Regions from separate parts of the Homo sapiens genome. Here region 1 is linked to region 2. A link is an interaction called in ENCODE POLR2A ChIA-PET data of the cell type or tissue named here. Cell type or tissue: PC-9. All regions are shown on one strand.

The links. ChIA-PET counts read pairs that join two places held together with the same protein. Peaks named below come from ENCODE experiments on the same cell type or tissue, not always from the same donor. Only the 100,000 strongest peaks of a DNase experiment are listed, where the experiment ranks them.
Region 1: POLR2A ChIA-PET joins it to region 2 with 9 read pairs; 4 of 35 experiments call an interaction of 5 or more read pairs at or near these places.

Annotation. Positions count from the first base shown.
Region 1 is chr2:241,545,126-241,550,125 of GRCh38, reverse strand. The region is part of intron 1 of BOK-AS1 (BOK antisense RNA 1); the gene reads left to right. LOC105373974 (a long non-coding RNA gene) reads left to right here. Exons shown (of 3, transcript XR_924069.3): 2 at 68-195; 3 at 3,053-3,468. Among named protein-coding and RNA genes, the nearest start is that of BOK, 11 kb to the left of the region's middle. RefSeq lists an enhancer at 2,649-3,182. In PC-9, a CTCF peak has its summit at 220; DNase peaks (open chromatin) are centred at 255, 895 and 2,847; H3K4me3 peaks cover 657 bases.
Region 2 is chr2:241,382,141-241,387,140 of GRCh38, reverse strand. All of the region lies in intron 2 of FARP2 (FERM, ARH/RhoGEF and pleckstrin domain protein 2), which reads right to left. Among named protein-coding and RNA genes, the nearest start is that of FARP2, 28 kb to the right of the region's middle. RefSeq lists an enhancer at 233-527. In PC-9, no CTCF peak of the experiment used is centred here; no DNase peak of the experiment used is centred here.

The DNA of each region.
Region 1 (5,000 bases), 160 kb before region 2:
CCTCCCGAGTAGCTGGGATTACAGACGCCCGCCACTGCGCCCGGCTAATTTTTTGTATTTTTAGTAGAGACGGGGTTTCACCGTGTTGGCCAGGATGGTCTCCATCTCTTGACGTCGTGATCCACCCGCCTCGGCCTCCCAAAGTGCTGGGATTACAGGCGTGAGCCACCGCACCCGGCCGATATTACAAAATCTGTAAGTATTGCTGATCCGGCAGATGAATGGTGACACCAGGTGGCTGTACTGTGCACATCCCAGGCCACCTGTAAGGCCAAGCGTGTTTCATCCCCCTGTTGCTCATTGGACTCTTGGGATCTCTAGGTAGAGAATTTGCCCATTTCTCTGGGAATTTTTTTTTTGTTGGTTATAAATGCTACAGATATTTCTCACCAGACTTTCACTGCAAACTCTTTCTCTTCCTGTGCAGAGATTGCGCATTTTGTCAGAGTCAAATGTACCCATCCTCCGCAGCCTCGGCCTGAACGGGGCTTCCCCGCCCCGAGACCAGGCACTGCTCGCCCAGGCTCTGTCCTGACCTTCTCGGTGTTTTGTTGTTTTGGTGTTTCATGTTGGCCTCATTTTACTTTTATGTGGTATTTGGAAAGGACGTATATCAGGACTCAGGAACTGAAGTGTTTTTTTTGTTTTTATCTTTATTTTTTTTGAGACGGGATCTCTGCAACCCAGGCTGGAGTGCAGTGGCGCGATCTCAGCTCACTGCAATCTCTGCCTCCCAAGTTCAAGCAATTCTCCTGCCTCAGCCTCCAAGTAGCTGGATTACAGGTGTGCACCACCATACCCAGCTAATTTTTGTATTTTTAGTAGAGATGGGGTTTCACCATGTTGTCCAGGCTGGTCTCAAAATCCAGACCTCAGGTGATTCACCCACCTCAGCCTCCCAAAGTGCTGGGATTACAGGTGTGAGTCATTGTGCCCAGCCGGGAACTGAAGTGGTTTTTATTTTTATTTTGTTTCTGTATTTATTTTAGAGACAGGGTCTTGCTCTATCACCGTGGCTAAAGTGCATTGGTGCCATCACAGGTCGCTGCAGCCTCAAGCTCCTGGGCTCAAGCAATCCTCTTGCCTCAGTCTCCCGAGTAGCTGGGACTACAGGCATGAGCCACCACACCCAGCTTGAAGTGGTTTTCAGAACCATTTTTGTGAATGTGAGAAAGCATTTACCTTTTTTTCTTCCCCAGATTGGCTTGGCTGTGGGTCCAAGGTGTCATCTCTTATCTCTCTGAGGATTGTCATGTTAGGGACCTTTTTGGTAGGTGGCATTTTCACTGCTCCTTGCTGTGCCTCAGTTTCCCCCAGGTACTCCTCTGTGTGCTTTGGTCCTTCCTTTTTGGGGGGAAGGCCTGCCTTTCCATAGGAGGAGCAAGACTAGCAACTCCTTGTGGGGTGTCCAGGTAGAGCCTGGGGGCTGGCCTGCTTCTTTCTCGGGGACCCCAAAAGGAGGTCTTTTCCCCAGGCAGTTCAGCATCTCCCAGGAAGGCCCCTGAGGTCTCCTGCTTGGGGTTGGGGGTCCCTGTCTAGCCAATGGCAGCCTGAGCCGAGTGCAGGAAGGGTTCCAGGGGCCACAAGTCAGGAGGCAGCCCCTCCTCCACCTTCTCCCCAGACCTTAGCCATCCCGTGTCCCTCAGCTGTAACCCCTTAGATCCAGTTTCTCCAGAGAAGACCTTGTTTTGTCAGCTTTGGAAGGGCCATCGGGCCTGGCTGTGGGAGGCAGGGAAGGGGTGTGGGTCCCCCATAGCAACCTGGGCTCCCAGCCCCAGCCCCGCCATTCATCCATGCTGTGGTCACAGTGCTCGTCATCCACGCCTGTGGGAGGAGGACAGTGTCCTGCAGGTGGGCCTGGGGCTGGGCCTCCTGATGTGCCTCAGCCAGTGCGGCATGGGCAGGTGATGACAATCCCTCCCAGCAGACGTTTGAGGAGCTGTGCCCCTTTCCGGCACAGGACGGCTCTGTCTCAGGGAGGGCTGCTGGCTTCTGGGGTAAAGTGGGAGGAGGATGGGGTGTGAGACAGCAGCAGAGCATCTGGGATAGGCGTGTGCCTGCGTGAGGAAGCAGCCTGGGCTGCCGGAGCCACTGGGATTCCAGGGCTGTTTGTTACCACAGCAGAGCTCCACCGAGGCTGACAGCTACACCTGCTAAGTCAGTCACCCTCCTCAGCTTTGGGCTAAAATGTGGGGGACATCAAAATCTCTCATCTTGCCAAGTGCGGTGGCTCACACCTGTAATCCCAACACTTTGGGAGGCCGATGTGGGTGGACCACTTGAGGTCAGGAGTTCGAGGCCAGCCTGGGCAACGTGGTGAAATCCCATCTCTACTAAAAATACAAAAATTAGCTGGGCATGGTGGCACACACCTGTCATCCCAGCTACTCAGGAGGCTTAGGCAGGAGAATCACTTGAACCCAGGAGGCAAAGGTTTGCCCGGCCTGGGCAACAGAGAGAGACTCGATCTCCCACCAAAAAAAAAAAAAAAAAATCTCTCATCTACTGTTGTCTCCTCCCCAGCTTTTTTTCTTTTTCTTGTGGGCTTTTCTCCTTTAGAGGGAAGTTTTTAAAATTCCTTTCCTGTTATTGTAGGAGGGTTTGGGAGGGAGAGAGGGCTAAGGAGACACAGATAACAGGGATCGTGGCTGCCCTGCGCTCTTTGGTTTACGATCAGCGCCTGTGGACTCCAGTGCATGCTTTGCTGGCCTCTGCCTGCTGTGTGGCTTCATTCCAGGGCCTTTTGTTTTCTCGTGGACAGTGTTGTCCCGTCATTCCTTCCCTTAAGCAGGCTTGTGGGGGCAAACTCCCTGAGTCCGGGTGGGTTTGCAAATGCCTGGAATTCCTCTCATGCTTGAAAGATGATGACTGCGGATAGATTTGAAGCTGTCACCCATTGGTCTTTATACTCCAGTTGTACGTGTCAATCTGATTTGTGTTCCTTCTTTACCTCATAGCCTTCCTCTCCCCCTCCTCCTCCTCCCTCCCTCCCGCATTAGTTTCCTGACACGAACCTGGCGGCTTAGGACAACACACACTTACTCTCTCACAGTTCCTGAGGCTGGAAGTCCAGAAGTCGGGGTGCTGGCAGGACGTGCTCTTCTGAAGCCTCCAGGGCAGGGCCAGCCGCATGCCCGTCTCCTCGCTTGGGCACCTGCCAGCGGTCCCCGGCGGTCCCCGGCTCATTGCTGCATGGCTCCAACGTCCGCCTCTCCCACCATGTGGCCTCCTCCTGGTGTCTCTGTGTCCAAATCTCCCGCTCTGTCTAAGGATAACAGTCACTGGTCATGGGACCCATCCTAATCCAGGGTGACCTCGTATTAACCTCATCACATCTGCAAAGACTATTTCCAAGTCAAGCCACACTCCCAGCTGCTGGGGGCGGGACTTGAACATATTTTTTGTGGGGACACAATTCCCCTCTCAGGTTTTAAGATTTGTCTTTATCATTAAAGTTTTCAAAACTAACTATCATGTGTCAGGTCAACATTTTGTTTTCCCCTTTTCACCTGAAAACTTACATTTCTCTTCAATTTGGGGAAATTTTTCCTGTGTGTGTCTGTGTCTGTGTCTGTGTGTGTCTATGTGGTGTGTCTGTGTTTTCTGTGTGGGTATGTGTGGTATGTGTGTTTTCTGTGTACGTGTGGTGTGCGTGTGTAGGTGGGTGGTCTCTGGTATTTGTGTATGTCTGGGTTTTCTGTGTATGTGTGGTATGTGTCTGTGTGTGTGCTTGTGTATCTGTGTGTGTGTTCATCTGTGTGTACGTGTGGTGTGTATCTCTGTGTGTGTGCTTGTGTATCTGTGTGTGTTCATCCGTTTGTGTGGTATGTGTCTCTGTGTGTGTGTATGCTTGTGTATCTCTGTTCATCTGTATGTGTGGTGTTTGCTTGTGTATCTGTATGTGTGTGTTCATCTGTATGTGTGGTATGTGTCTCTCTGTGTGTGTGCTTGTGTATCTGTGTCTTTCTGTGTGATGCATGTGTCTGTGTGTTCATCTGTGTGTACGTGTGGTGTGTATGTGGGGGGGGTTGTGTGGTATGTATGTGTGTATATGGGTGGTGTGTGAGTATGCATCTGTGTGGTGTGTGCATCTGTGTGTGTGGTATGTGTGTGTGTGCATCTGTGGGTCTGTGGGGGTGTGTGTCTGGTGTGTGTGTGTGTATGGGTGGTGTGTGAGTAGGCATCTGTGCGCATCTGTGTGTGTGGTATGTGTGTGTGATGTGTGTATCTGTGGTGTGTGTGTGCATCTGTGGGTCTGTGGTATGTGGGGAGGGTGTCTGTGGTATGTGTGTATGTGTAGGGTGTGAGTGTGCATCTGTGTGCATCTGTATGTGTGTGGTATGTATGTGTCTGTGCGATTGTCTGTGGTGTGTGTGTGCATCTGTGTGTCTGCGGTGTGTATGTGTGTGGTGTGTGTGTGGTGTGTGAGTGTGCATCTGTGTGCGCCTGTGTGTCCGTGTGTGGGTGGTGCCTCCTCTCTGCCCTCCTCCCTCTCTGTCCTCCTTCTGGAAAGCCTGCTGGATGGCTACGACGACGACTTGTGGATCTCACCTCCGTGTTTCTCAGCTTTTCCTTGACAATTTATTTCTAGGTCCACAATCTGCGGAGTCGCCTTCCTGGGCTCAGTCTTCATCCTGTCAATGTTTTCATCTTCATCCATTTTGCTACTCAGTCCCTTCACGGTGGCGTTTTATTTGAATTCATGTTTGTACTGTTCCTTTTCTTTCTCCAGCTGATCCCTCTCTGCACACACAGCATTCTCCTGGCTCTCGCCGAGATGTCTACACACATTCCGGAGTCTCCTAATTGCTTTCTCAGTTATGTTTCCCAGGGGCGGGAGTGGGGTGACTCCTTCCCTCGGTTGCGCTGCCGTTTCCTTTCTGTCTTGGCTGTCTTCCATGCTTGGTGTGGTAGCTGAATAACGGCCCCCAAAGATGTCCTGGTCCTGATCCCTGGCACCTGTGAATATGGGACCAAAAGGGACACTGATGATATGAGTA
Region 2 (5,000 bases):
CGAATAAAACAACGCAGACAAGGGGTTTTAGAAGAGCAACTAGAATGTGGCGAACGCTCAACATGAGCCATTAGGCTGTATATAAGAAACATATTTCAAACACATTAAATGATTCAGAAAGGCTGAAAATAAAAGAAGGACATGGGTATCCCAAGTATATTCCAAACAAACAAAAAAGCAAGGGGACCTTGGTTACATGGTTGAATATAAGGTTGAATTTAGGCCAAAAAGGTACAAGTGAGACAATAAAAGGACACTTATTAGAGGAAAAAGTGTTATTGAAACCATATCCCAAACAGTTAAAGAAACCAGTGACTAACAGAAAAGCTTGAACTTACAGGATGGCAGATAAGAAAAACAGCAGCTTGCTGAAACTCCCTCTGTTTGTAAGATAACAAATCTGGGTGAAATTGGTGGGAACCAAGGTGGCCAGCTGGAGCCTGCACAGAAGGAGCTTGCTAACAGCACAGCTGGAATCTCTACCACGTTCCATACTCCCCCTGAATCTGCACATGCAATGCACGAAGACGCGTGAAGAGACAGCTGCACATGCCCAGGGGGCTTTCCAAACCTCCCCTTTCCCTTTGACAATCGCTAACCAATCTTTAAACGCTTCCCCCAAAATCTCTCCCTTAAATATACTGTCTTAAGGACAGAATGGGGAGACAGATCTGAGCCGGCCTCCTGTCTCCTTGTTGGTTGACTGGCAATAAAGCTTTTCTTTTCTCAAAATCCACTGCTGAGCGGGGAGCAATGACTCGCGCCTGTAATCCCAGCTACTCAAGAGAATCAGGCCGGAGGATCACTTGGGGCCAGGTTCACTTGAGCTCAGGCTCAAGCTAGCCTGAGCAACAACAGCGGGACCCCATCTCTAAAATTAAAAAATATATATTTTTTAATTGGCTGGGTGTGGTGGGGCACTTGGAAGGCTGAGATGGGCAGATCACTTGAGCCTTGGAGTTCAAGGATGCAGTGAGCTATGATCATGCTACTGCACTCAAGCCTGGGTTACAGAGCAAGACCCCATCTCTAAAAAAATCAAATCAAAGCAAGCTGGTGCCATATGCACATCAGGCAGCCAGCCCCTTTGCTCAGTAACCTTGTATCCATTAAGATCTAACAGTTATGTATATCTTTGGACAAATAACCATAGTGTTGACATTCATAAAATAAAAATTACAGGAGGTAAAGAGAGAAATACATATAAGCACATTCACAATGGGAAGCTAATTCTTCTCAGTACTTATGTAATCAAAAGGACAGAAGTAGTGATATAGATGGGGTGTGTGTATATAAAAGTGCATAAGTAAGTGCAAAAAATGTCTAGAAGAGTTAAATGGATGATATGACGTAAATGTTGAAGACGTTAATTCTGGGTGTGGGCAAATAGGTAATTAAAATTTTTTTTTCTCTTTTTTTTTGAGACAAGGTCTGGCTCTGTCACCCAGGCTGGAGTGCAGTGGTGCAATCACGGCTCACTGCAACTTCCACCACTAGGGCTCAGGTGATCCTCCCACCTTAGCCTCCTGAGTAGCTGGGACTACAGGCGTGAGCCACCATGCCTGGCTAATTTTTGTATTTTTAGTAGAGACAGTTTCGCTATGTTGCCCAGAATTGTCTCGAGCTCCTGAGCTCAAATGATCCACTTGCCTTGGCCTCCAAAAGTGCCGGGATTATAGGTATGAGCCACTGTGCCCATCCTACTCATTTATATTGACTGAATTTTTTGTTGGATGTATAAATTTTATAATTTAAGAAATATATTAAAAAATTTTCTAAGGTAGAAAACATACAATATACAACAAAATACTATTATTTTATAAACTACTTGACTTGAATGATTTAAAAAGCAGCATCAATTTCTTTACTGAGGAAAATTAACAGCAATAAAAGAGTTTTAGTTTTTATAACTTACTTTCTAGCAACCATTTCCAAAACAAGTTTGCCCTCCTCTAGTGTTCTCAGTTTTCTCCAAATTTGATTCCTCTAAATAAGTAAAATTTGAAGATTCATTACGAAATCCTGTGTTTTACTAAGAGCTGATGAAAGACTCGCAAGATGGTTGTTTTTGCTTATGTTAAGCTAACAAGTCTAATTTTATATGATGTTAGGACTTATGTACAATTTACAATTTCATTTCTTAATACAATTAATATTCATAATTAAATTTAGGACATGTTTCTATTATTTTCTATGTTTTTAAGAAATTTACAATTGATGTAAATTAAAGCCAGAAGCAAACAATATAAAGCTGAATAACCTTGATTTAAGATGTTTACTTTAAAAGAGCTCACTGTGTATTTTTAGCATGTATGTTCCAACATTTTTCCTAGGATAGTAATGTCTAGAGCCTTTAAGCCATGTTTGAGTTGTCTTAATTGAAAATTGCTTTAATAAAAAAGAGGTTTTTCTTCTGCTACAAAGATCTGACTTTACCAGTTTCAAATATCAATACATGCAAAAAGCATATGGATGCATATTAGCAAGGACCAAACAAATCTAAAAAGTGTAATTATGAGAAAACATCATCAATATCTAAAACCAGAAGATTAAGAAGGAATGTATTTTTCATAATCAGGAATATTAGATTTATTTCAAAGAAATATATTTTAGATTGATCCATGAACTTATCAGTTGCATCTCCAGGATGCAACGGATTCTCATCACTAGCTTTTCAGAAGTTTATTAGTTCCAGGCAAGTGTTTAAGATTGTGGATCAAGGAGGAAAGAATATCTTTCTGACTTTCCTAGAAACCAGAAAAAGCCTTTAAGTAGGACTGGGATCCCCTCTACCACTGTGGCAAAAAGCTGCTGCTATATAAAGTGCAAAACTGTACATGTAAAGCATCATTCATGTGCATAGAACATTCCAGAGCATTCCAATAACAACAGTTGGAAGTGCCAACAGATACTTTTCATGTTTCTCTTTAATGACCAGTCTAAATTTCTCTAAGAATAAAAGTTCAGAAGTCGAAGACTGATGACAGTTTAGAAAAGCTGTCTTTGGGTGACTGCAATGTCACCCAAAGGCTTCCACTAGGTCATGGTGAATGCCAAGTGTCAGAATATCTCTGACACTTGGCATTCACCATGACCCAGCGGGATAACAGTGGTGGCTTCACAGAAGGGCAATGTTAGCACCTTCTGGAAGGTCACAGCAATGGCCGCCTTGCATCTGGTGCACTGAAAAGAGCTCACATTCCTTCAGGACATAGCAACAACGCTTCTTCCCACCAAGCCCAGTGCCTGAGAACCCTCTCCTCAGATGCCTAATGAGCCTCTTCGACTCCACATGGCCCCAAACCAAAGCAGCTCTTCCCATGGGCTCCCTAGTGCAGGACATGGGAGCTCAGGCCCAGTCCTTGCACCATGTTGGCTCCTGGGTTTCTGATCCTCCACATCAGCACCAGCAAATTCTGCAGGCTCCACCTTCAAAATCTCTCCAGGATGCAACTGGTTCTCACTACCTCCCTTGCTCCCTTCTGCCCAAGCCACATCCTGGGTCACCGCAAATGTCACCCAAAGGCTCCCCTCTTGTCCTGACCTGGTTCTGGACCAAGTCATCACGTCCTGGGTGGAGTTCCATTTCCCTCCATGTGAGCAGAAGCCCTCCTAGATGCCTCTCTGCTCCACTCCCACCACATGGTCTCTTGCTAATCCCCAAACGTGCCAGATGGGGGTCACCTAATGGCACCTGCATGTGCTGTTCCATCCACCTGAACACTGTTCTCAAGAACAGAGATCTGTGCCGGCCCCTCCCACCACAGGAACAGGGCTGTGGGAGTGTGGGATGTGGATCTCCATCTGAGCGCAGCTCCATGTCTCCTGCTCCCTCCGTGCTTTATTTCTCTCCTGGGCACTAAGCACTTCGCAGTATACCTTGTCCACTGTTGAGCTCCCCACTGCCGAACAAGCGCAAGGAGGCAGAGCTCCTGTCTGCTACGTTCACTTTGGCACTCCCAGCTCCGACGGCAGAGGGTGGTGCACACCGAGGCTCAGCAAATACCTGCCAAACACGTGCTGGCCTAAGGCTGTTGGGGTGAGCACAGCCCAAACCCACATCCCATCTGTGTGGCTTTCCGTAATTTTTCTATCCTTTCCTTCACCATAAGTAATCACTTTCTGCGAAGTCTCCAGCACTCCTCGATTCTTATTTCCTTTTTTATTTTACTTCCAACACAATGTATTCAGTATCTTCCCAACTCTTAAGTTATTTTTAAACTTCAAATATGATGTAGACCAAAAACACCAAAAACTGCACAAAACAAAAAATAAAACAGACAAGTCTGATGAAAATGTGAATAAAAATCCTAACTTTTGCCTATTAAACAGGAGATGTTACTAAAAATTGTAATATGAAATGTCCATAAAGGTGAGAGAAATGAACACCTGCATATACCACTGGTAGGGGCATGAGGTGCTTCTGCTGTTTCTGGAATACAATTTCACAACATGTATCAAAGACCTCAAAACTGTACATACACTTTGATGAAGAACCTCCACTTCTATACGTTTACCCCAAGGAGATAATAAAAAATGTGTATAAAGATTTTGTATAGACTGGGTGTGGTGGCTCACACCTGTAATCCTAGCACTTTGGGAGGCTAAGGCTGGTATACGGCTTGAGCCCAGGAGTTCAAGACTAGCCTAGGCAACATGGGGAAACCCCATCTCTCCAAAAAATGCAAAATTAGCCGGGCATGGTGGCACACATCTGTAGTCCCAGCTACTTGGGAGGCTGAGGTGTGAGGATCGCTTGAGCCCAGGAGGCGGAGGTTGGATTGCACCACCGCACTCCAGCCTGGGCAACAGAATGAGACCCTGCCTCAAAAAAAAAAAAAAAAAAAATAGATTTTGTACAGAGAAACTGAAAATAGAACACTATATAGCCATTAAAAACTTTTAAAAGACCATATAAAAAAAGTTCAGAATATAATGTTTAATTTTTGAAAAGACTACAAAAATGCACATAGTTCAGTCCCAATTTTGTTTAATATAGG